Linked DNA regions of Mus musculus: all the other regions are linked to region 3. Evidence: chromatin loops called from intact Hi-C (ENCODE). Cell type or tissue: heart. All regions are shown on one strand.

Region 1 (8,000 bases), 170 kb after region 3:
GGCCAGAGAGACTCCAGGAGGACCCTTGTACGTCCCCGGCACCCAGCGGACACCGCAGCTTCTGACCAGGGTCAAGAGCGGGTCTAGCCCGGCCTCACCCTCCCCGCCCGGAAGGTCCGACCACCGGTCCTTGCCCCAGGCCACACTCACATTTGGCTGACCAGCTTCTGCCGAAAGGCGGCGCTACGCCAGTCGGTCTCCTGCCCCGAAACGTCCATGCCCGGAGCCCCTACTCTTGTAGCCCGAGTCCCTACCGGCCACCCCCGGCGCCGCCGCCTCTACCACAGCGACAGGCCCGAACCCGGAAGCCGAGCGATCCCGCTACTGGGCCACGCCGGAAGTACAGGAAGAATTGTGGGAAATGAAGTCTTGCTTTTGTATACGCATGCGCGCCACAGAAAGAGAGAGGAAGAGAGGAAGGGGAGAGGGGGAGAGGGGAAGAGGGAGAAGGGGAGAGGGGGAGAGGGGGAGAGGGGGAGAGGGAGACACAGAGGGAGAGACAGAGATACAGAGGCGGAAACACAGACAGAGGCAGAAACAGAGAGAAAGACAGAAAAAAGAGACAGAAAGACAGACACAGAGACAGATACAGAGACAGAGAGAGACACACATGCGGACACATAGACACACACACACCACACACAGACACACATACAGAGTCTATGTATATTTTGTTGCCAGTGTTGGGATAATTGCTAATGTATAACATATTTTTGGTATTTTAAATAAATTTGGTATTTAAATATTGAGATTTTAATTTCTAACATATGTTAAGTGTACATAAGTATATGTACATTCTACAGTCATCAAAATAAAGCTAGTATTTCACCAACAAGCAATGTTAGGTTTAGGATCTCTGCTCATTGAATCATTAAGCTCCATATTTAAAAGGAAAGCAAAAGCATTATTTCTGTTAATGTTTTCTCTGTGGTTCATATTCCTTGCTTCTTAGTGGTGCATCCCTTAATACAGGACATTTTGGTCTAAGTGGATAATTGTTGCTGGGCTTATGTGTCTCGAGTTCACCTTTCAATGTTTATATGATTTAAGTTTAGAGTAGAGATTACAAGGTAACTAACCAATTTTGTAAGTCTTCATTTTTTCCAACAATATGTAAGGCCTCATTTTAGAACTTTGTTTGTCCCAGCACTTGGGAGGCAGAGGCAGGCAGATCTCTGTTGAATTCAAGGCAGCCTGGTTTACATACTGAGTTCCAGGACAACCAGGGCCTATGTAGAGACACATTGTCTCAAACAAACAAAAACAAACAACACCCAAAATGAACCCCAAAATAAATAAATAAATAGACAAATAAAGAAATAAATAAAATACATGTGTTTATTATTATAGAAGAAAGCACCCTTTAAAAAAAAAAACTTTTGGCCTTTGGAAAAGTCTTAAACACAAATGAATTAAAAACTGAGTGTCAGGGCTGGAGAGATGGCTCAGAGGTTAAGAGCACTGACTGTTCTTCCAGAGGTCCTGTGTTCAATTCCCAGCAACCACATGGTGGCTCACATCCAATGTACTGTTTTGGTGTGCCAGAATATCTGAAGACAGCTACAGTATATACATGAAATAAATAAATAAATAAATCTAAAAAAAAAAAAAAACCCCTGAGTGTGGGGGCTGGAGAGATGGCTCAGCCATTAAGAGCATTGATCTATTGCTCTCTTCTGGTGTGTCTGAAGACAGTTACAATATACTCATATACATAAAATAAGTAAGTCTTTAAAAAACTGAGTATGGGGGTTGGGGATTTAGCTCAGTGGTAAAGTGCTTGCCTAGCAAGCCCAAGGCCCTGGGTTCGGTCCTCAGCTCCGGAAAAAAGAAAAAAAAAAAAAAAAAAAAAAAAAAAAAAAAAAAAAACTGAGTATGACAAAACTTAAAAAGAAAATTCAAAACCACCAAGCATGGTGGTGCGTGGTGATGCATGGTGGTGCAGGTATGGTGCTGAAGACATGGTGGTGCATGGTAGTGCATGGTAGTGGAGGCATGGTGGTGCATGGTGGTGCAAGCATGGTGGTTCAGGCATGGTGGTGTATGGTGATGAAGACATGGTAGTGCATGGTGGTGCAGGCATGGTAGTACATAGTGGTGCATGGTGATGAAGGCGTGGTGATGCATGATGGTGCATGGTGGTGCTTGGTGGTGCAGGCACGGTGATGGTGATACAGGCATGGTGATGCAGGCATGGTGGTACACCACTTTAATCCCAGTCCTTGAGAGGCAAAATTTGGCAGTACAGCTGGAGAAAGCTAATTCAGGTTCTTTATCTAAATCTTTTTTTTTTTTTTTTTAAGAATAGGAAAGCCAGGCATGGTGGTACATGCCTTTCTTCCTTCCTTTCTTTTTCTTCCTTCCTTTTTTTCTTCCTTCCTTTCTTCCTGCCTTCCTTTCTTTCTTTCCTTTAAAGATTATTTATTTATTTATTTATTTATTTATTATGTATATGAGTACACTGTATCTGTACAGATGGATGTGAGCCTTCATGTGGTTGCTGGGAATTGAATTTAGAACCTCTGTTTGCTCCGGTGGGCCCTGCTCACTCCGGCCCAAAGATTTATTTATTATTATAAATAAGTACACTATAGCTGTCTTCAGACATACCAGAAGAGGGCATCTCAGATCTCACTATGGATGGTTGTGAGCCACCATGCAGTTGCTGAGATTTGAACTCAGGACTTTTGGAAGAAAAGTAGGTGTTCTTAACTGCTGTGCCATCTCTCCAGCCCCCTTTATCCAAATCTTAGATTCCCCAAGCCATGTAGTCAGAGACCTTCACACAGCGTGGAAGCTTCACACAGAGAGTGGAAGATGTCTTGCACCCATAAAGATTTCAATAGTGCATTATAAACAGAAAAGGCAGCTGCCGGTCCATGACAAAATCAACCCAACCACGTCAACATGGGTAAGCTCATGACCAGAAAGAGAAGGCGGTAACAGCTCAACGATAGTCAAGCCTTCTTCCTCGTGGTGACCTGGCACAGCGTGGTGAGTATGTGTAAGACTATCTCCAAGGCATATGAGAAGAATGAAGACGACTTCTTGTTCGTGGTGCATGCCTCCCAGGCGACATTCAGACCCACATTAGCCGTATAAGACAAGAAAAACGCCTAATGTTTGTTAAGCTCCTACCAAAGGGATGGGGAAAGGACCATTCCCAGTAGAGTCCAGGCTGTTTGCCACTTGTAGCTACACAGGCACCCACCTAGGGTATTAGGAATTCCTTGTCAGGCAGAACTAAGCTCCAGGCAAACACATTTAGCTTGGTAACTCACCTAAACTGGGCTACATTGTTTTCAAACTTTAGAAGGTTAAAAATAAAATACTTTACACTCTAAGTTGCCAATAAAACAAAAAACAAACAAAGAATAAGTTCACAAACCAACCTTGGTGGTGCACACCTTTAATCTCAGCACTTGGGAGGCAGAGAAAATCTGGTCTCTGTGAGTTTGAGACCAGCCTGGTCTACAAAGTGAGTTCCAGGGCAGCCAGGACTGTGACACAGAGAAGTCCCATCTCAAAAAACAAAACAAACAAAATAATAATTAATAATAATAATAAAACGTTCAAAAGGTACAGTGGTTTCAATGGCAACACTTTGCCTACTCTGGTCATCTAGTCACACATAGTGCAGCTTCTTTTGTTCCAATCATAATGGCCAAAATGTACTCATTTCACACAGTACCCAATAAAATACATACACATATGTATGTGGTTGCAGATGAATATAAGTTCAGCTACAACAGAGTTCAGGATGTTTCAGGCATGGGCTAAAGAAATGTGAGAGGGAGTTTACTGATCAGATACCAGACTCTGAGCAGCCTCTTCAAAGAATGGAAGAAGCCAGGTCTAAGGAGTGTCAGGGTTGAGGAGCGAAGATTTCTGGGCTACACATACAGCAGGGGATGGAGAGCTGGAAGACAGAGTCCAGTCTAGACAAAAAACAAACAGAGAATAAGTTCACAAACCAACCTTGATATGCTTCACATATCAAGCAGGTGGTATGAGGAGCAACACCAACAGAAGGGGACAGACTGAATAGAAGCTCCAGGAACAAGCAGGAGTACCCTGCCCCGGTGCACACATGGGTTACCAGTGAGACGAATCCGTGTGTAGCCCTGGGATGCTGTCATGGTGCTACAAGTCCACCCCTTTATAGAGTTCAAGTGTACCCTTTTGTTGGTTTGTATAATGTGACTTTAATATTCCCACGTGCCCCTGCAGTCTCCTTTCACCGGGATGCATTTATAGAATGGACTCTTCTGTTCCCAGCAGTGAGTAACTTATCAGTGTCTACTTCACCGTAGATGGTGCTGTTTACTTATCCACCTGGGGGCACAATCATCCTCTACCCTCTAAATGGACTAAAAACCCTCTTGAGTGCAAGAATCAGGAGAAAAAGAGGCACTCAGAAGAAAGTAAGCCACACTCCAGTGCACGGGTGGGCACTCCTCAAAGAGAAAATCTCAGAAAATAAGACATAGCCAAGTGTGATATAGGCTTTTCAAGAAAGAGTCAGAATGAATTGCCTTAGCAGTGAGCATTGTGAGGGTGAATTTTGACTGTCATCTTGACAGGATCAAGAATTACCCAGGAGAGGCACTTCCAGGCACAGCTCTTAGGAAATCATGTTGATTAGGCTAGCTTCTAGCGTGCCTGTGAGAGACTATCAAGCCAGTTGAGTTGAGGTGGGAAGGCCCACCTTAACTGTGGGTAGCACAATTCTGTGAGCTATAATCTTGGGCTTAGTGCATTTATCGCTTTCTGTTTCCTGACTGCAGATGAAGTGGGAGGAGCTACCTCACAGTCCTTCACCACAGCTCCCTCACATGGCCAACTATAACATCTGTGAGCCAACACAAACTCCTCCCTCAGATTGCTTTTGTCAGGATATTTTCATCAAAGTAGGTGGGAAACCAAGATAAATCTAAGACAAATTTTAGCGTTTTAATGTCTCTGAAGTTACATCTTAAAAGACTGCAAGGAATACTGTATTATTCCTTTTTTCTCTCTCTCTTTTAAAAGATTTATTATTATTTATATGAGTACACTGTAGCTGTTTTCAGACACACCAGAAGAGGGCATTGGATCACATTACAGATGGTTTTGAGCTGCAATGTGGTTGCTGCGAAGTGAACTCAGGATATCTAGAAGAGTAGTCAGTGCTTTTAACCGCTGAGCCATCTCTCCAGCCCCTTCTTTTCTCTTTCTTTTGTTAGATGGGATTTATAGGGTGGCTCAGGAGCTGAGGTGTATGAAGTTGTTCTCTGCTAGAGTAAAGCAGGCAGTTGTGTCTGCCAAGAAGTTCAGCACATGTCCTTTCCCGATAAATGGAGTCTCTGGTGAGAGTCCTATACAACCGCAGGTTCACAACAGGAGAGAGCAGGGCCCCAAGTCCTTGCTAACTGTGCTGGAACTAATTGTTTTTCAACTGGCAAAGGCTTCAAACAGACTCTATCTTCCTATCCTGCCTCAGTTAAATATGCTGCTTAATTGTTACTATTGAATCATCTGAACATACTTGAAGAATTCTGTCTACCTTGATCATGGATTTAGACCAAGAATAAGGAGAGAATCAGAAACTCACACCCAAACATAAAATCTGTTTTGTAAATTAATGAAATAGGATTCATCAGTTCAAGGAAATATTGATGTGAAGATAAGATATGAAGATACTGATGTAAACCAGTAGCTATTCCTGTGTTCAAAGCAACAGGGCCTTTTTGAGCCTTTTTTTTTTTTTTTTTTTTTACTTTTTAAAATTAAAAATCTATTTTTTTTGTTTCTTCTTCTTTTTCCTTTCTTTCTTTCTTTCTTTCTTTCTTTCTTTCTTTCTTTCTTTTTTCCTTTCTTTCTTTCTTTCTTTCTTTCTTTCTTTCTTTCTTTCTTTCTTTCTTTCTTTCTTTCTTTCTTTCTTTCTCGAGACAGGGTTTCTCTGTGTAGCCCTGGCTGTCCTGGAACTCACTCTGTAGACCAGGTTGGCCTCGAACTCAGAAATCCGCCTGCCTCTGCCTCCCAAGTGCTGGGATTAAAGGCATGCACCACCACGCCCAGTGAAAAATCGATTTTTAAGCACAATATATTCTAATCTGGTTTTCCTCCCCCATCTCCTCCCAGATCCTCTCCACCCAATGCATCTTCTCTCTCTCTCTCTCTCTCTCTCTCTCTCTCTCTCTCTTTCCTTCTCTTTCTATTTTTGTTCCCTTTGAAAACAAAGAGACAAACAAACAAACAAAACAAAACGAAACAAACAACCAAACAAAAAAACCAGATAAAATTAGTCAAAGAAAAAGCTCAAGAAAAAAAAGAAGGTAAATGTAAAAGCATACTGTATGAGCAAAATCCCTGTAGAGTTAAAAAGAAAAGTTACAAGACAAAGAATCTCATTTTGTGGTGGACGTCTCCTGCTGGGCATAGGTCCTGCCCTTAAGTATGGTTAGTGTGCCCAGCAAGACTGTTGAAAAAGATGTTTTTCCTTTGGCAGCAGTTGTCAGCTAGAGATAGCTGCTTGGTTAGGGATGGGACATATGTCTACATCCTCTCATTCAAGGAGCCCCCATCTGGGTTAGACCTGTGCATGCCATATGCAGTACCTTCTTAAGAACAATGTTCCGGTTGGCAGTGGTGGCACACGAATTTAATCCCAGCACTTGGGAGGCAGAGGCAGGCTGATTTCTGAGTTCAAGGCCAGCCTGGTCTACAAAGTGAGTTCCAGGACAGCCAGGGCTACTCAGAGAAACCCTTTCTCAACAAAACAAAACAAAACAAAACAAAACAAAACAAAACAAAACAAGAACAATGTTCAGGAAAACAACAACAAAATAAACAAACAAAAACAGTACTCTGCTCTTAGTAATATTTACAAAAGGAAATTGACTTAAGACTTTATGTTTTGTTTTGAAAGCAGAGTATGTGTTTAGTTTCTTTTTTTTTCTTTCTTTGAGTGTGTGTGTGTGTGTTTAGTTTCTATTGTCTACCAGTTGACTACTTAGGAAATTGTCTTAACAAATACAAAGTTCATTTATATATCTGTTCTGGACCTGTAGGGATCACGCAGCCGTTAAGAGCACTGTATACCCTTCCAGTGGACCCAGGTTTGATTCCCAGTACCAACAAGGCAGCTCACAACCATCTGTAACTCCAATCCTAGCCCCTATGTGGCCTCGATGCCTGATGCCCAAGAAAGTCAAAAGAGGGTGTAGGACCCCTGAGTATAGGGTTATGTGTGTGAACCACCATGTGGATGTTGTGAACTGACCCTGGACCTCTGCAAGAGTGACTAACATGTATGCTTAACTTTTTGAGCCATCTCTTTAGTATCCTGGTATTTTTTTAATGGTGTTTGTTTGTTTGTTTGTATGAATATTTAGTCTGTGTATATCTACACACACCTGCAGATGATAGAAAAGAGTGTTAGGTCTTCTAGAACTAGAGTTACAGGTGATTGTTTGCCATCATGTGGGTGCTGGGAATCAAACCAGGGTCCTCTGGAAGAGCACAAGTAATTTTTTTTTTAATGTATACATGCTCTGTCTGCATGTACACCTACAAACCAGAAGAGGGCATCAGATGCCTTTATAGATGGTTGTGAGCCATGACATGGTTCCTGGGACTTAAACTCAGGACTTCTGAAAGAGCAGCCAATGCTCTTAACTGCTGAGCCATCTATCTCCCCAACTCCCAGTCTACTATTTTTAATCCATGATATGTAGAGGAAAAACCTACCACTTGGAAAATCTTGCTACCTGAAACTCTTGCCTATATATATCTACTTGCCCTGACAGAATAAGTATTACAATATTTCGTATGAGATACACTTATACACTAGAAAATGGAGCCTGCTGAGCCAGGTGAACTGATGTATATCTGTAATTTCAGTATTCAGGATGGAGACAGGAGCTTCCATAATTTCAAGACCACCCTCAGCTATGTAGCAAGGTAGTGGCCAGTTTGTGCTACATGGAACCTAGTCTTAAAAAAACACAAAAAAGCCA
Region 2 (8,000 bases), 59 kb after region 3:
CAAACACAAAAAACACACACACTATAACAAGCATACATCCCAGGGCTCTCATCCCCGCTCATCTTCCCTGAAGCAAGGGATAGATAGCCAGAGGGGCTATCTCTTTAAGGGGAATTCAGGGATCAAAAAGCGTGGAAAAATTTGAATGTCATGTCGAGCTGGTATCGGCTTCTGGAACACCGAAAGGATCTCTCATCTCGGCTCCATCCTTTGTGCTTGTGGGATCATCCACCACATCCACAGGGGCAACTGGATCAGGAGCCTCATTCTTGCAGCGTCTCACCAACCTCTCAGCACCCAAAGAGGTTCCATCTGGTCCTGTGGGAACACACAAACAGACCCTCTCGCCCACGTCAACACCTGATCTACTCGATCCTCTCCAAATCTCCGGACAGAAGGTCCACCTACAGGTGGCTGCTGAGGAGGCATAGGGAGAGGACGCAGAAGCTAATTCGCCTTCCTCCTCCGCCTCAGCTCTTTTATTTTGTCCTTTCTGTCTACCTGATAACACTGTGTCTCCTTTCTTTTTCCTTTTTCTTTTTAAGCCCTTCTCCTCTTCCGACATACTTTCTTGTTGCTCTGTAAGGATTTTCTGACCTGTCTTGACTGCCTCTACACACAGTTTCAAACAGTAACAGAGTCCATATATCAGAACAAACAAGACCAAAACTATCAGACCTACCCACAAAGGGTCAATGGGAGAAAAAAGCATAACTACACAGCGAGGATCTATTGATCACTACACTGAGGTTATCATAGTTCCTTAACTTGTCCCCAAACCAGGAACCTTATCTTGTCCCAAAACCAGGAACCTTAACTTGTCCCAAAGCCTGCTTCCTGGCAACTTTATATTCGCCTCTATTTTATCCGAGGTCCTTCCCAAACTCCTGGGTTACTTTGTGCCTACTTCCTGGCAACTTTATGCTCACCTCTATTTTATCCAAGGTCCTTCCCAAACTCCTGGGGTTGCAAGTTTCACTCACCGCGAACTTACCCTGCCAGCAACCACTGACTGCTGAAAGTTCTGAACTCGGTGGGGGAGTCGGTTCCCCGTACGGGCCACCAATTGTCGCGCCCGCTCTCGACCAGCAAGAACGACACGACCACCAGTCCTTCTAACAGCAGTTTACTCAGTCTTCATCTTTCTTCTTTCTCTTCATCAGTACCGTTCCCCAGCTGAATAGTTCTGAATCCACGCCGGATCCTTCTCAACAGTCTGTTTTACGGGAACACTTTATTAACCCCTTCTTCCCTGTTATGCAGTTCTGAATCCTCCCTGTAGCAGGGGGTCTTCGCTCTTGCCTGAAGATGTTTCTTTTCCCGGGTTTCGGCACCACTTCTTGCGCGCGCTCAACTGGCCAGGAAGAACGACGCTGCTACAGGATCCTTCTGCACACATTTATTCAGTCCTGTTTCTTCTTTCTCCATATATCTCCCTTGTTTATATCTCCCTTGTTTTTATATCTCCCCCGAACCCTGGGCCTCTCCTTTTATACACTCTCTCATCCACGCACAGCAGGCCACGCCACCTCACCAGGCACGCAGCTTCAGCTAATCAGGGCAGCAGGGGCAAATCTCCACCAAATTGGATTCACCTATATCCTGGTACACCTGCGCAGCTCTCAAGATGTTTGTGGTTTATATGAGGAAGTCAGGTGCAAGTCATATGACTTAGCTGCAGTCCCTGGCGCCTTTGGGACTGCCGCCACACCCGCTCCCCACATATTCAGAGAAACCCTGTCTTGAAAAAAACAAAACAAAACAAAATACAAAAATAAAAAATAAAAAGAAGGGCTGGTGAGATAGCCAAGTGGTTCAAAACACTGGCTGCTCTTTCAGAGGTTCTGAGTTCAATTCCCAGCAACCAGAAAGTAGCTCACGACCATCTAAGGATCTGCTGCCCTTAGCCGGGCGTGGTGGAGCATGCCTTTAATCCCAGCACTTGGGAGGCAGAGGCAGGCGGATTTCTGAGTTCGAGGCCAGTCTGGTCTACAGAGTGAGTTTCAAGATAGCCAGGGCTACACAGAGAAACCCTGTCTCAAAAAACAAAACAAAACAAAACAAAACAAGGATCTGCTGCCCTCTTCTGGCATGGAGGTGTACATGCAGGCAGAGAGCTCCTTTTCTTTTCTTTTTTCTTTTCTTTTCTTTTCTTTTCTTTTCTTTTCTTTTCTTTTCTTTCTTTTCCTTTCCTTTCCTTTCCTTTCCTTTCCTTTCCTTTCCTTTTTTTCCTTTCCTTTCCTTTCTTTCTTTCTTTCTTTTTTTGATTTTCGAGACAGGGTTTCTCTGTATAGCCCTGGCTGTCCTAGAACTCACTTTGTAGACCAGGCTGGCCTCGAACTCAGAAATCTGCCTGCCTCTGCCTCCCGAGTGCTGGGATTAAAGGCGTGCTCCACCATGCCCGGCTTCTTTTCTTTTCTTTCTCTCTCTCTCTTTTCTCTCTCTCTCTCTCTCTCTCTCTCTCATTCTTTTTTTTCATTAAGAGATTTAGGAACTTTACTGCACTGGGCAGTGGTGGCACACACCTTTAATCCCAGCACTCGGGAGGCAGAGGCAGGCGGATTTCTGAGTTCGAGGCCAACCTGGTCTACAGAGTGAGCTCCAGGACAGCCAGGGCTACACAGAGAAACCGTGTCTCGAAAAACGAAAAAAAAAAAAGTATCAGAAGTGATGTTCATAGGTTATATGCAAATACTACAACAGTTCATGGAAGGACTTGAACATCTATAGATTTTGGTACTCATGGAAGAGGCCTGGACTTAGAATGAGTTCTCTACAAATATCAAGGGACAACTGTATTGTCATCTGCTATAGTTTGTATATGTCTGGCCCAGGGAGTGGCACTATTTGGAGATGTGGCCTTGTTGGTGTAGGTGTGTCACTGTGTTCATGGGCTTTAAGACCTTACTCCTAGCTGCCTTGAAGTCAATATTCTGCTAGCAGTCTTCAGATGAAGATGTAGAACTCTCAGCTCCTCCTGCACCATGCCTGTCTGGATGCTGCCATGCTCCCACCCTGATGATAATGGACTGAACCTCTGAACCTGTAAGCCAGACTCAAATATATGTTATCCTTTCTAAGACTTGCCTTGGTCATGGTGTCTGTACACAGCAGTAAAACCAGAAGTAAGACATCATCTCAACATGTCATCTGTGTATTTTTATAAGCTGTTGCTTTCATTTTCTTTGGGTTTTAATTTTTTGGGGGGAGGGGAGCGTGTAGCCTTGACTGTCCTGAGACTCACGGAGAATCTACCTGCCTCTCTCTCCACAGCACTGGGATTAAAGGTGTGTGCCACCACACTCAGATCACTTTTATTTTAATACCAGCCCTTTAGTGTGTTCAAACAAGTAGTGTTCCTTGACAATAGCACCCTCGAATGGCTCAGGGCCCTGACTAGACAATATAGCTCATGTGAGATTCCTAACTTCCACACAACAGAATGTGCCTTACACGTTCTGACGGGACATGTGTTTAAGACACATGGTTACTCTAAACCTAAACAGGAAGTGCTAGAATTACTCACCTTCCCTCCATGACCACAGACCATTTTGTTCAGCGTTGTGTGTGCACGTGTGTCTATGTAAGCCTTTTATATGTAAAAAAAATGTATGTATGTGTGGTGTACATGACCATGTGTGTACATGTTTGTATGTACATGTGATGTTGAATATGACCACACATGCACATGTTTATATGTATATGTGGCAGTGTGCATGACCATGTGTACACATGTGGAGGCCAGGGCAGAATACTGGGTGCCTTCCTTTTGCTCTTTGTCTTCTGGCCTTGAGACAGGGTCTCTCTCTGAACTAGAAGCTCACCATTGCAGTCATGCTGCTGGACCAGTAAGTTCTCAGCATCCATCTGTCTCTGCCCTGAAGTGCTGGGATTGTTTACAGGCATGCAAAGCTCCTCACACAGGTCAGGAATTCAAATTAGTTCCCCATTACAATGTTACCCATGGAACGATCTCAGGCTCCACTACTCTATACTTCTAAGGTCTCCCCTTTCTCTGCTATAAGAAAGAGCAAAGTGAAACCTTCACAGCTAAGCATGGAGCTATTCTGCAACCTCAGGTCTCTATTCTGTCCCAAGGCAGTCAGGTGGCTCTAGTACTGCAATTCATATAATAGAAATATAGGAGGTGTGTAGCCTGACCTGCTGTGTGGGTAGGAGCTGGACCTGGGCCTGGGAGAGGTACAGGTAAGGGGTTGCCTGCCCTGTTCTCAGAGTGCTGTCCTGAAGATGTAATGTCAGGGCAAGGACCAAAGTCCTCTTTATTCCTATGGCTGTAGAAGAAGGCATGATGAAGAGGTGGGGAGGAGTTAGGCAAACAGACCCTAGTCTGTTTGGACCAGTCCTTGATCCAACAGTACACTCCCTGAGGCGAGGCCAACTAGAGCCCCAGAAGGTAGATGGGTTTGCAGACCCAGGGTGGAGACCCACAGATAGGCTCGCCTATACATGCTGAGTTGAACTGCAACCCCCTAGCCACAGCCAGGAAGGAGCAAAAGGCTTACCTCTGACCTCAGGTCCCTGATGTAGGCAGAGACATGGACACAAAGTCATTAGCTGCTACTGAGCACACACGTCAGGAAGGAGGCGAGGGGAGCCAGGGTAAGATTCAGCAAGTCTGCCAAAAACAAATGCAGTATTCAGTGAGTCCTGTGGCATTCAGGGCAGACCTGTTCCAAGACTTGTCCAAGACTTGTCCACTGTGGCTATCTGGGTCATGGTCCTGAAAACCTAGCCTTTAATCCCATCACCCTGAAGGCAGAGTTTGAAGCCTGCCTGGTCTACATAGTGAGTTCCAGAAAAGAAACAAAACAAAACCCATAAAACAACAACACCAAAACAAAACAACAACAACAAAAATAAAGTGGGGAGCTGGGTGGTGGTGGCACATGCCTTTAATCCCAGTACTCGGGAGGCAGAGGCAGGCAGATTTCTGACTTCGAGGCCAGCCTGGTCTACAGAGTGAGTTCCAGGACAGCCAGGGCTACACAGAGAAACCCTGTCTCGAAAAAACAAAAAAGAAAAAGAAAAGGAAAGGTATGGGAACAGAAAAATAAATATAAATATTTGGGACAAGAGAGGAAGAGAGAGAGAGAGAGAGAGAGAGAGAGAGAGAGAGAGAGAACATGGACAGAGTATGTATCGTGCTGTGGTGGGGCTTTTTCAGAGTAGCAGATGAGATTTGGAAGAGTTCCAAAGCAGGCGTGTCTGCAGGGACTTGCAACCTGCCCAAGTCCATGCAGCCCATCTCCTTGGTGCTCAGCACCTTTTTCCCTTCATGCCCAGCTTTTGCAGCGTGGCCTCCCCCAGACCTGTGAAAGCCCTGAGTCTAGCCTCTGTCAGTCGAGCACCCTGAAAAAGGTGAGTGTTGGGCCCGCGTACCTCCTCCACTTCCCTCTCCCGCCTCTTCCCCTGACCACCACTCCCCACCCCAATTCCCTTCCACCCTGCAGAATTCGCTGCAGTCTAGCAGGTGAGGAGCCTCCACAGCGCCAGCTACTGGCCACCTCTTTCCTTGCCAGGCCCTGCAGCTCCCAGTCTGTAGCGGCTCCAACAACCCAGGGCAAGCATCCCGAGAGGTTTTTACATACTTGCTTGACTTGTTCTGAGTGCTTAATGTGAATAGGGCAGTATGTTAGCCATGGGAATGGTGTGGTGGAAAGCTGTCCGCTGCCTGACGATCAGATCCCTGATAGACGGATTTAGGTAGCAGCACCCAGAACCGTGCCTGGCATATGCTGGGTACTTGGTAAATCCTGTTGGATGATGGGTATTTAGGATTGCATGTACTTATCTATTTTGTGCAGGTTTCTTCCTTGAAGCACTCTTTAAGGGCTCTAAAAAAACAACTTTTAAAATTTTTATTAGCTTAAGAAGTATGAGGATTTTTGTTTTGTTTTCGAGACAGGGTTTATGTAGCCCTGATTGTCCTAGAACTCACCCTGAAGACCAAGCTGGCCTCAGAATCACAGAGATCTGCCTGCCTGCCTCTGCCTCCCTAGTGATGGGATTAAAGGCGTGTGCTGCCACCAACACCTGGTTTATTGGGGGTGGGGGTGTTATTTGTGTACTTGTATATTTGTTGGTTCTTAACCAGGAAGAATTCTTTCAAAGAAGTTTCAATTATTGATTGCTTGATTGTTTGTCTTTTCAAGACAGGGTTTCTCTGTGTAATCCTGGCTATCTTGAACCTCTGGCTTTGAACTCAAGAGATCTGCCTGCCTCTGCCTCCAGAACGCATGGATTAAAAGCGTGTGTCACCAGGGCAACAACCTCTTTCTAGAAACTTTTCATTTCATGTAGTCCCATTTTAATTCTCCAGGCTATTTCTGTGTCAGTGAAGTACAGTGTTGAAAAGTCTTGCCTATATCTATTTTTCTAGACGCGTATTCCTGTTGTCTTCTGTATTTCAGACCTTACTTTGATCCTCTCGGATTCCCGCCAAACTAAGGGGGCGTGGCACCCGGCGCAGCTTGATGACGACATTAGGCGCCGAGTGTCCGAATGGCGGCTCCCTTCTCTGAGAAGCTCGAGATTTGTGCTATCAGCACGGCAGGTGAGTGGCGGGAGCCGCGCGCGAGGCAGCCCAGCACCGTGCGGTTTTCTCGGGTCCCCGCCGAGGCTGGCTCCGTTCCTCCTCGAGCTGTGGGGGACTTGGGCCTCCCGACAGCTCGGCCTGTACGGGGCCGGCCGGGAGCCCAGGGCCCGGCTGCAACCTCACGCCGCTCTCCAGGGTCATGGCTTTCTGCCGCCTTCCTGCGTGGTCCTCGCAGACGGTCCGGGTAGGGGGTGGATGAACGCTCGATGTGAGAGTTGAGGGAGGGGGACTTGGAGGGAAAGTTGAACCTTGGGCTCAGCTAGCGATGTTTGGTAGTAGAACTCGTTGTGGGTTTAGGTTCTACCTTGCGACTTTCCCGAGCCTCAGTTTCCTCCTCTGTAATGTAATAGGGTAGTCTCGAAACTTTGGAGGTATAGGAAGTTGTGATCAACAAATGAGGGCACGCCGCAGCTTCTCAGAGTCAGCCGAGGGAGTTCTTGACAGTGGCGCGCTAAGCTTGGCTGGAGTTCGTAGTCATTAGAAACCTCAAAAACAGTCGCAAGCAGTTCTTGAAGAAAGTGGACTTTGAGGGGTCGACCGAAGCAAAGGCCTTCGGCACTGCATGCACGCTGGCTTCGGGCGTGGGTGACAGGGCCTAAAAGCAAGAGTATCAGTGTCGTTGCCCTATTCGTGGAATCGTGGAAAGACCTTCGTTAGACATCTCTGATTTTTCAACTGTCTGCTTCTTCTGAGGAGAGAGTTGACTTCTTGTCTCCTTTAGATCTCTGCCCTTATCGAGTAGTCCACAATTTTATGCTGCCCTGATCATTTCATGGTAGTTTGCAATGTAGGTCAGGACTGAAACATTTTCAGTTTTCCTTAACACTGAGACTGAATTAAGAATTGGAAAAAAAAAAACAAAACAAAACCCAAAACCTAAGAATTGTTTCTCTTGCCACATGGCAAAGATTGGTGGTCTTTCAAAACCACAACTGCCTTAAACTCCTACTGTCTGGCTTCTCTCCTTGCAGACTGGCATTGCCAGCTTAGCACCTTTTCTCCTGTAGTGAGCAGGGCTGAGACAGAAAAGCTATCACTAGTCCATCGGTGGCACACAGTAGGCTCTCTGCTCTTTCCAGCTCTTGATTGTTTTGTGTTTCTTACCATAGGCACTGGGAGGTAGGAAGCTGCAGGGCTATGCCTAATTTTTGGTGGTGAGTTCAAATTCTTCCTTCATAGAACTTCTTCATTTGTCGCAAGAAGCACACATTACTTGCTTCACCCTTCTCTTACAGACACGAGATTTGTAAGGAGTTTGCTAGACTCTTGGCTCTGCTGATTGCTAGGTGGGTGCTGAGAAGTCTTTTGCTGTTTTTTACCCTTGTTTCCTGATTTGCATCAGCCTTGTGGGCTGTGAAGATGTATTTCCTAGTGGTGCTTTACC
Region 3 (8,000 bases):
GTGAGAGCCCGCGTCTGGCTGGAGTTCCTGTGCTCTGGGTGGGCAGACACGGGAAGACTGCCGGACACTTTCCACGAGGCCCCGGGTGGGCATCTGGCTGTGTGATGCCACTGACCCCACACGGTGGGGGGTGGACAAGGGGCAGTCCCTGTTACCAGGTTCTCAGTCTCTGGCATCCCATGCTACAGCAGAAGAGCTGAGAACAGAATAGGGGCCTCAGGGAGGCACTAGGCCCTGGAGGGCACTGGGTGGTTCCCACACAGGCGAGAGTCTTTAGTCTGGGCCTTGAAAAACAGAGACAGTCTATGGTTTTAGAGCTTTATTGTAGAAAGGCAGGGGGAAAGAGAGAGACCGGCCATGGCCAAGAGGAGAGAAGGGGGAAGGGAAAGAAAGAAAGAGAGAGTAAGAAAGGTGAAGGCTTAGAGAGAGAGAAGTTAAAAACCTAGAGACAGTAAGGAAAGTAAAAGCTTAAGAGAGCGAGGCGGGGCCAAACAGCCCCTCTTATAGTGGGCTTGTTATCTTGCTGTTGCTAGGTAACTGTGGGGAGGAGTCTAGCCAGAGGGCCAGAAGCCTGGGACATTGTCTACTTGTCTGAACTCCACGAGCCTCTCCTGTGGGGGCTGTGGGGTTGGTAACTTCAACAGGAGCCAGGGGTCCATGAGACATGAGGGAACGCCTTCTGTCCCATGTAGGTGAAAATTACCACCACTGGGCACCACTGGGGTTCAAGACCTCAGCTCAACTGGAAACCAGGCTGTCTGTGCATAGCCCATTTCCCCACAGTATCCTGTTCTCCGCCTGGCCAGCCAGGGCTCAGCCTCATAACCTGGGTTTGCAGACTTTGTCCTAGCTAGGTGGGCTCCCTCAGAAGCCATGTTTACTGTCATTCTATCTTCCCACACTAATCTAGCCTTGTGACCCCTAAGGCCTCCCCTTACGCTGCCTGGCTGATCTCTGTGGCCAGAATGGAGTCCCTTGGGAATAAAGTTTGGCCTCTTCTCATTTTCTTGGCTGCTAGAGAAGAGAAGCTGGTTTGAAGTGCTCAGAGGGGTTGTTGTAGTGGTCCATTCCTGTTATCCGAGCATACAGAAGACTGAAGTCAGTCTGAATGCTATAGTGAATTCCAAGCTATTCTGGGCAGCATAGTGAGACCTGGCTTCAAAAACTAATCCAAATTAAACTAGATCAAACTAAGGCAAATGTGTGTGCATTTGCACGTGTGTAGACAGAGTGTGTCCAGCTACCTGCTTGGCTAGCACCTGCAGCAGCAGACATATTAGCACCTCAGCTGACACCCCTAGGCTCTCAGATACAGGAGCCCCCCACCTTTCCTGGACACTGCTAAAGCTGGGCAAGGACAGCAAGTGTCTTCTAGTCCCTCTTCTATTGAACAGCTGGAGGGTGAGGCTCACTCTTCTACTGGTCTGTAACGGCAACACTATCTCTGTGACCCACCCATTTACCATCCTGTGAGGCCCACACCTGAGTTAGATTCTCCACTGGCACAGACCGTGGGTGATTGAGGCTCAAGCTCCTTCACTGCTCAGCAACAGCCTCAGATCCCCACTTGGAGAAACTAAATAGTCTGCCCTTTCTTCCCTGCATACCGTCATAGGACTTCAGATTCCCGCCCTCTGTTCCCACCACCTCTGTGTCACTTGCCTGCTCTAGTCTGTAACTTATATAATAAGCCACCCCAAAGATCTTCCAGTGCTGTAAAGGCTTGCTCCCTGTGGCTGCAGAGATGACTCTTGCTCCCTGGGATGCCCAGGTGACACAGCACTGGCCTCTTGTAGAGGATCCAGGCTTCATTCCCAGCACCTGCATGCAGGCTAGTGGCTGACTGACAGCTGACTGACTTCAGTTTCAGGAGGCTTTCTTCTGGCCTCCATGTGAACTGACACATGTACACAGATAAAATATGCACATATGCACAGGATAAAATAAAGTCTTTTCTAAAAAACTTGGTTCTCAATATTGGGATGTGGAGATGAAAATATCTAAAGTCTTAGGGCACTAGGGGTTCCCCTCAGGAGATCACGTGACCCCTTTCGACAGCTGAATGACTCTTCTCTAATGTTGGCTCAGCCACAGGCCAAACTATCAAAAGTTGAACTCTCCAAATCTATAAGCCAAAAGTGCATTATTTCCCTTTATAAGATGCTTGCCTGCAGCCGGGCAGTGGTGGTGCACACCTTTAATCCCAGCACTTGGGTTTCTGAGTTCGAGGCCAGCCTGGTCTACAGAGTGAGTTCCAGGACAGCCAGGGCTACACAGAGAAACTCCGTCTCAAAAGAAGAAGAAGAAGAAGAAGAAGGAGGAGGAGGAGGAGGAGGAGAAGGAAGAAGAAGGAGGAGGAGGAGGAGGAGGAAGGAGAAGAGGAAGAGGAGGAGGAAGAAGAAGAAGAAGAAGAAGAAGAAGAAGATGCTTGCCTGCAACATTCATTAAAGTAGCAGCAAGCTGGCTACTCAGTTCTCAAGTCCCAGAGACACAGCCACGGTTTGTCGGAAGTGATGTGAGATGCTCCTTTACTTCCACAGAGCTCTCACAATGACTTTCTTAGAAGACACTCGGCTTTAGCAGGTAAACTCCAGAGCCAAGGTTAGCACCACTCCACCACTCCACTGTCTAAGCAGCTTGGGGCAGACCAGAAATTCCAAAACTCCTGTTAGACAGTTGTTCTGGCATATCCATTGCAATGATCTAAGAATTCCTTTCAGATGCTGGAGAAGCTGGAGAAGTGTCTGAGCAGCTAAGAGCACCAGCTGTTCCTCACGAGGATCTGAGTTCATTTCCCAGCACCCACATTTGATGTCTCGTGACCATCTGCTACTCCTAATGCAGAGGATGAGATGTCCTAGCCTCCACAGGCACCCACACATCTCTCTCTCTCTCTCTCTCTCTCTCTCTCTCTCTCTCACACACACACACACACGTTTAGAAAGAATTTGCTTCAGCTGAGCAGGGCCTGAGTGGCCCTTTTATGTCACCAGATCATCCCCAAGTCTAGGCTCAACTGATCTTCCACATAGTTGAGCTTACAGGTATGCCTAGGTCTGATTTTTATAGCTGATTGACACATTTAGACATGAGTGACATAGGTGGGTATTTATATTCCTAGCACAGCAGTCCGGCCCGTGCAGAGGCACTGGGAGACAATGACTGGATCAAGGTTGCCTTCCCATGTCTTCCCTAGCACTTAGCTTCTCCCCAGCCCAAGATCTCACACACACTGGACAAGTACCTTACCACTGAGATATACTACAAGCCCTTTTGCAAAAGCACTTGGGATGAAACCTCCATACCTTCTTCCATGATCTATGGGCATATAGTCTCTGCTTCCCTTGCAAAGCATTGCCTGGTCATTCTCCCCTAGACCACCAGTCCAATCACACTGGTGTCTACCAGTGGAGGAAACAGGCCTGCATGATGAGAGTTCATCAGCTTCATGATCTTGCCATGGCTGACTCCTTTTTACCCAAGGCACAGATTTCTGCTTAAACTTCTGCCCCTTTATAGCAGGTGGATCCATTATTTTCTAGACTTATACGTTGCTTCTTTATGAAGGTCAGAATGGTCTTGAGAGTGTATGTTCCTTGAGGTCAGGAACTTTGTTTTGTTCATAGATAGATTCCTCACAGCAGAGGGCAGTGAGCTATGCCTGGAACTCATTGAATTCCGTGGCTGGAGTGGAAGGACAGCCAGAGGAGATATCATGAGCAGAAACCAGCACATTGATATTTTCAGGCAGAAGCTGGGTGCCGTCCTGCCCATTCCCCTTCCCTGCCACCAGGGGGCGATAAGTACCCATGACTGCCCAGACTTTGTTACCTGCCAGGTCATTGAGCTGATTATAGCTGAGGTCTAGAGATTTCAGGCCCCTGTGATGCAGCAGAAGAGCAGCGAGGTGCTGGGCTGCTTGTTCCTCCAGCCTGTTCCCTTGCAGCTGCATCTTCTCAACAGTTGGGTTTAAGGCAAGGGCAGTGCAGATCGCCTGGAGCCCTGCAGCTCCAATCTGATTCTCTGACAGGTCCACATCTGAGGGCAGCAATACTGCCTGGTCAGAGGGACCTGCAGCCAGGTGCCACACTCTGCCAGGTCAGAGGGACCCACAGCCAGGCACCACACACTCTCCCTGGTTGGAGGGACCCGCAGCCAGGCGCCACACATTCTGCCTGGTCAGTGGGACCCCCAGCCAGTCGCCACCCTCTTTCACTTCTCTGTATCTCACAAACCTCCGAGCCTGAGGGAAAGGAGGGGCTTTGCAATCTGATTTATCTGGGGGCAGCATGGTGACAGCCTTGCCACTGTTGGCTGAGTCACCTTGGGTCTATGGTCTCCCCACTCCATGACTGTCTGTGAAGAATGCTGTGGTAGCATGTCAGCTACTCTGTGATGGTTGATGTAACAGCATAACCCCACTGTCCTATTGCTAGGGACTGGCGATGTAAGCTTAGATGTCCACTTCTGTCGTTTCCTTTGAAGTTTGCCACAGCCCAGAGAGCAAAGTAGTGCTGTGGTGGTCACTTTACAAGCTGAAAACAGGCTCAGTGATTGCCTGCCTGGGTCAGCTTGTGCTTCATCGGCAGAGCTGGAAGCAGCCTCACCCAGCCCCCACCTTGCCCTTCCGGTTCTCCCTCCCTCGGTGCCTGCTTCTCTGTGCTCTCCTGCCCTGCACTCAGGCACTGGGAGTCTACTGCAAGGGGGGAGGCTGCTCACCAGGGAGAGGCCAGTGAGAGCAATGGAGAGGGTCAGACAAAGAGCAGCTCAGCATGGGTTAACCCGGCACTTCCCTCCTCATCTCCTAGCAACATCTCAAGATCGAAGGCCTGGGGAGGGAGCCACTTCCCTGGGAAAGAGGGGCCCCAAGCTTGCCTACTTCTCAGACGGAAGTCCTGCACTACCTACCAGAGATAATGCTGTTCTTACGCAGGACATCAGCCAGAGCCTCTGCTCCAGCACCACAGAGCCCATTGTCCCGAAGATCCAGACGCTTGATGTAGGGATTAGAGGTCAATACGGAAGCCAATGCCCGGACCCCCTGGAACAGAGCAGAGAGGTACAAGGGGCGAGGAACATAGTGGCCTGGGGGGCCTGGTCCTTCCCTGAACTGAGATACAGATGGTCATAATTTCAGTTTAAATCCCCAGAGCTCCCACCTCCTCCAGAGAACATCAGCTTCTACCTTTAGGTGCCGCCCAATCTCACTTCCTGGAGTCCTTCCTACAATTCCACCCTCATCTCTGTCACACAGTCTCCACCCTGTCTCGCAGGCATGGGAGATGGGACTTGTGTGGCACAGACAGCTTTGAGTGTCTGAGATAGAATCAAGGACAAGATGGCCACTACCTCCTACATCCTCCCAGCCAAGTGTGGTTCCAGTGTCCCCCAACAGATACCTGGGGCCCCAGGCCACGGTGCCGAAGGTTCAATTCAGAGGCACCCTCTTGGCGCAGAAGACAAGAAACTGGCACAACACTATTGGCCCGGCAAGACTTCAGATAGAGGGTAGCCATGACCCGTTCTCCAAGCCCATGGGTGCCTAGCAGTAGATGGGAGATGAAGAAGGAACGAATCACTGGCATAGCCTGGACCCTTTCCTGCCCCTGCCATTTCTTCTTGTTCTGGTGGCTACTGTGCCCATATTCTAGATGAGGACCTCCACACTAAAAATTAATTAAGTCTTTTCTCAAAGCCACCAAACTAGTGAACCAAAGGGAGCATTTGCCTAATGCTGACATGTTTGCTGTCCTTGCCCCACTGCGTCCAGGTATCACAGATCACCTTCCCAAACATACACACACACACACACACACAGAGACACACACAGAGAGACACACACAGAGACACACACACACACACATACACAGAGACACACATACACAGACACACAGACACACACACAGAGACACACACACACAGAGACACACATACACACAGACACACAGATACACACAGACACACACACAGAGACACACACAGAGACACACACACAGAGACACACATACAGACACACACACAAAGACACACACACAGACACACACACACAGAGACAGACACACACACAGACAGACACACATACACAGACACACAGACACACAGACACAGACACACACACACAGACACAGACAGGCAGACAGACATACACAGACACACACACACAGAGACACAGACACACATACAGAAAGACACACACACAGACACACAGACACACACACACAGAGACACAGACACACACAGAGAGACACACATACACAGACACACTGACACACACCACCTCCACCACCACCACCAAAGCTGGCCTCCAGCTTGCTGGTTAAGTTCAGCCTTGAGCTCAATGCTTCAACCATGCTAGGCAAGCACTACACTGAGCTACATTCTCAGTCCACGGGTCATAAGGTCTATATAAACACCCTGGGAGCAGAGGGCTGGAAACAATCTTAAATCCAATATATCCATTAGCTAGGTTTTTCCTATAGGTTGGAACGCCCAGCCCCGAACTCTTTGGGACACAACTGCTTGTCAGGGTATTTCATTTGCAGGTTTTCCAGAAGACAGTTCTAAATGTTAGGCCTCCTCATTCCTCCAGGAGGGCAAGGACTTGAGGGGTATCAGCTGCTGATACTGGGAAATGTGCCCCCACAGAGGGTGCCGGTCGGTTCTAGCTGCCCTCCCACCACTTTTGCGGGAATATCCTCAAGTGAGGATTCCAACTAGGACCCCACGCGGAGGATGAGGCACCTTCTGCTTCCAGAGCAGAGTGTGAATCTGCAGTCCAGGACCTTTCGGCCTCCAGGGTCTCTGCCTGAGGCCCAGTGGCCGCAGCTTCTCCCTCTTGATCTTCATTCTTCTGAACTTCGCAGGGACCCTTCATGTTTACTCTCACTACCCAGTCCGGGACGCAGACTCTAACCACACAGCTCACCGCCTGGAACTCTTCCCAGGGATGTGGGCGGTCCCTCTGGCCTCCTTGACCAATCGAATCTGATCTACGGACAACAGGTGGTCTCTGGGGCCAGTAACGGTGCCCGCCCTCCCACCCCGCCGTCGTCCTGGGAACCGGGTCTTGTTTGCAAAAGAAAACACAACCTTGGCACGCTCTTTCCCAGGGCTGACTACCGCTGCCATGCACGGGGGTAGTCACTCCTTCATGTTCTTTTCACAAACATTTCCAGTCTGACCCCAGAACTAGTGTTTTAGTTACGGCGCTTGGAGTAGACAGCGGCTCTACAGAAGATCTGTAGCCTAGCAATAGTTTTTCTCTGGGGCCACAGCTATGCGGTCACTGCCTAAGGGTCTCAGCTTTCTCTCAAGATCTAGAGGTTGCTATGCTGCTGCGCCAGCAGGGGTATCTCAAACCCAATTTATACTCTTTGGAATGTGCAAGTTTGAGTTCAGAGCCCCTTCTCTGGGCTTCTGTTACCCCGTGTTGACTGCCCACCATATAAGAAAACAAAGTGAGTGGGTAGGGACAGGTCTATTCCTCTCTCTATGCATAGGGTCCAACCCAGGGACTCTGGACAAAAGGGGGCGGGGCTACACCAGCTGGGGTTTGGGAATGAGGCAGGAGCCAGCTCCTACTGAATTTGAGATGTCCCTTTAACAACACTGGCCTGAATCCCATGCATGGCTTCTTGGCCTCCAGTTCAGCTGCGGCTAAAGTTGCCTGCTGACTCATGCAGTTGCAGCCAGCAGGAACTGGGAACATGGCTTCTGCAGCCGCAGCAGCACTCGTGAGCTGGGGGTTTCTGGATTACAAGACGGAGAAATATGTGCTAACCAGGAACTGTCGGGTGGGCGTCTCCCAGAGGCTGCTGCAGCTGGCAGTGGTAGTCTACGTGATAGGGTAAGAACCGCTCCTGGCCAGACTGCAGAGTCTGCTGTGGGGGGTCTTGCTTGCCGAGGGATAAAAGTTGGCTTTTTAGAACCCCAGCTGGTGGGAAAGTGGGAATGGGGGTGAGAGGTAGTCAGAAGGGATTTTAGTCCATTCAGAGAACAGT

Evidence for each region. A loop is a pair of places that touch in the nucleus more often than their neighbours do. Peaks named below come from ENCODE experiments on the same cell type or tissue, not always from the same donor. Only the 100,000 strongest peaks of a DNase experiment are listed, where the experiment ranks them.
Region 1: it touches region 3 in a loop (7-fold over the local background); 6 of 42 quality-filtered maps call a loop at or near these places.
Region 2: a loop joins it to region 3, with 6 times the contacts of the local background. A loop is called at or near these places in 24 of 42 quality-filtered maps.

The regions. Positions count from the first base shown.
Region 1 is chr16:17,722,606-17,730,605 of GRCm38, forward strand. Med15 (mediator complex subunit 15) reads right to left here and starts at 342. Exons shown (of 18, transcript NM_033609.3): 1 at 151-342. The coding sequence starts at 218. It also overlaps the pseudogene Gm6048. In heart, CTCF peaks have their summits at 255, 4,834, 5,034 and 7,562 (motif pointing right); DNase peaks (open chromatin) are centred at 306 and 4,796; H3K4me3 peaks cover 1,074 bases; H3K27ac peaks cover 713 bases.
Region 2 is chr16:17,612,861-17,620,860 of GRCm38, forward strand. It overlaps Smpd4 (sphingomyelin phosphodiesterase 4), which reads left to right and starts at 6,494. Exons shown (of 19, transcript NM_001164610.1): 1 at 6,494-6,574. In heart, CTCF peaks have their summits at 2,098 (motif pointing left) and 5,534 (motif pointing left); DNase peaks (open chromatin) are centred at 5,391 and 6,531; H3K4me3 peaks cover 2,388 bases; H3K27ac peaks cover 1,322 bases; H3K27me3 peaks cover 488 bases.
Region 3 is chr16:17,554,338-17,562,337 of GRCm38, forward strand. It overlaps Lrrc74b (leucine rich repeat containing 74B), which reads right to left and starts at 6,910. Exons shown (of 9, transcript NM_029053.3): 1 at 6,742-6,910; 2 at 5,400-5,542; 3 at 4,909-5,041; 4 at 3,832-4,038. The coding sequence starts at 6,874. P2rx6 (purinergic receptor P2X, ligand-gated ion channel, 6) reads left to right here and starts at 7,548. Exons shown (of 12, transcript NM_011028.2): 1 at 7,548-7,846. The coding sequence starts at 7,677. In heart, a CTCF peak has its summit at 3,784 (motif pointing right); DNase peaks (open chromatin) are centred at 3,794, 6,994 and 7,634; H3K4me3 peaks cover 4,187 bases; H3K27ac peaks cover 5,443 bases.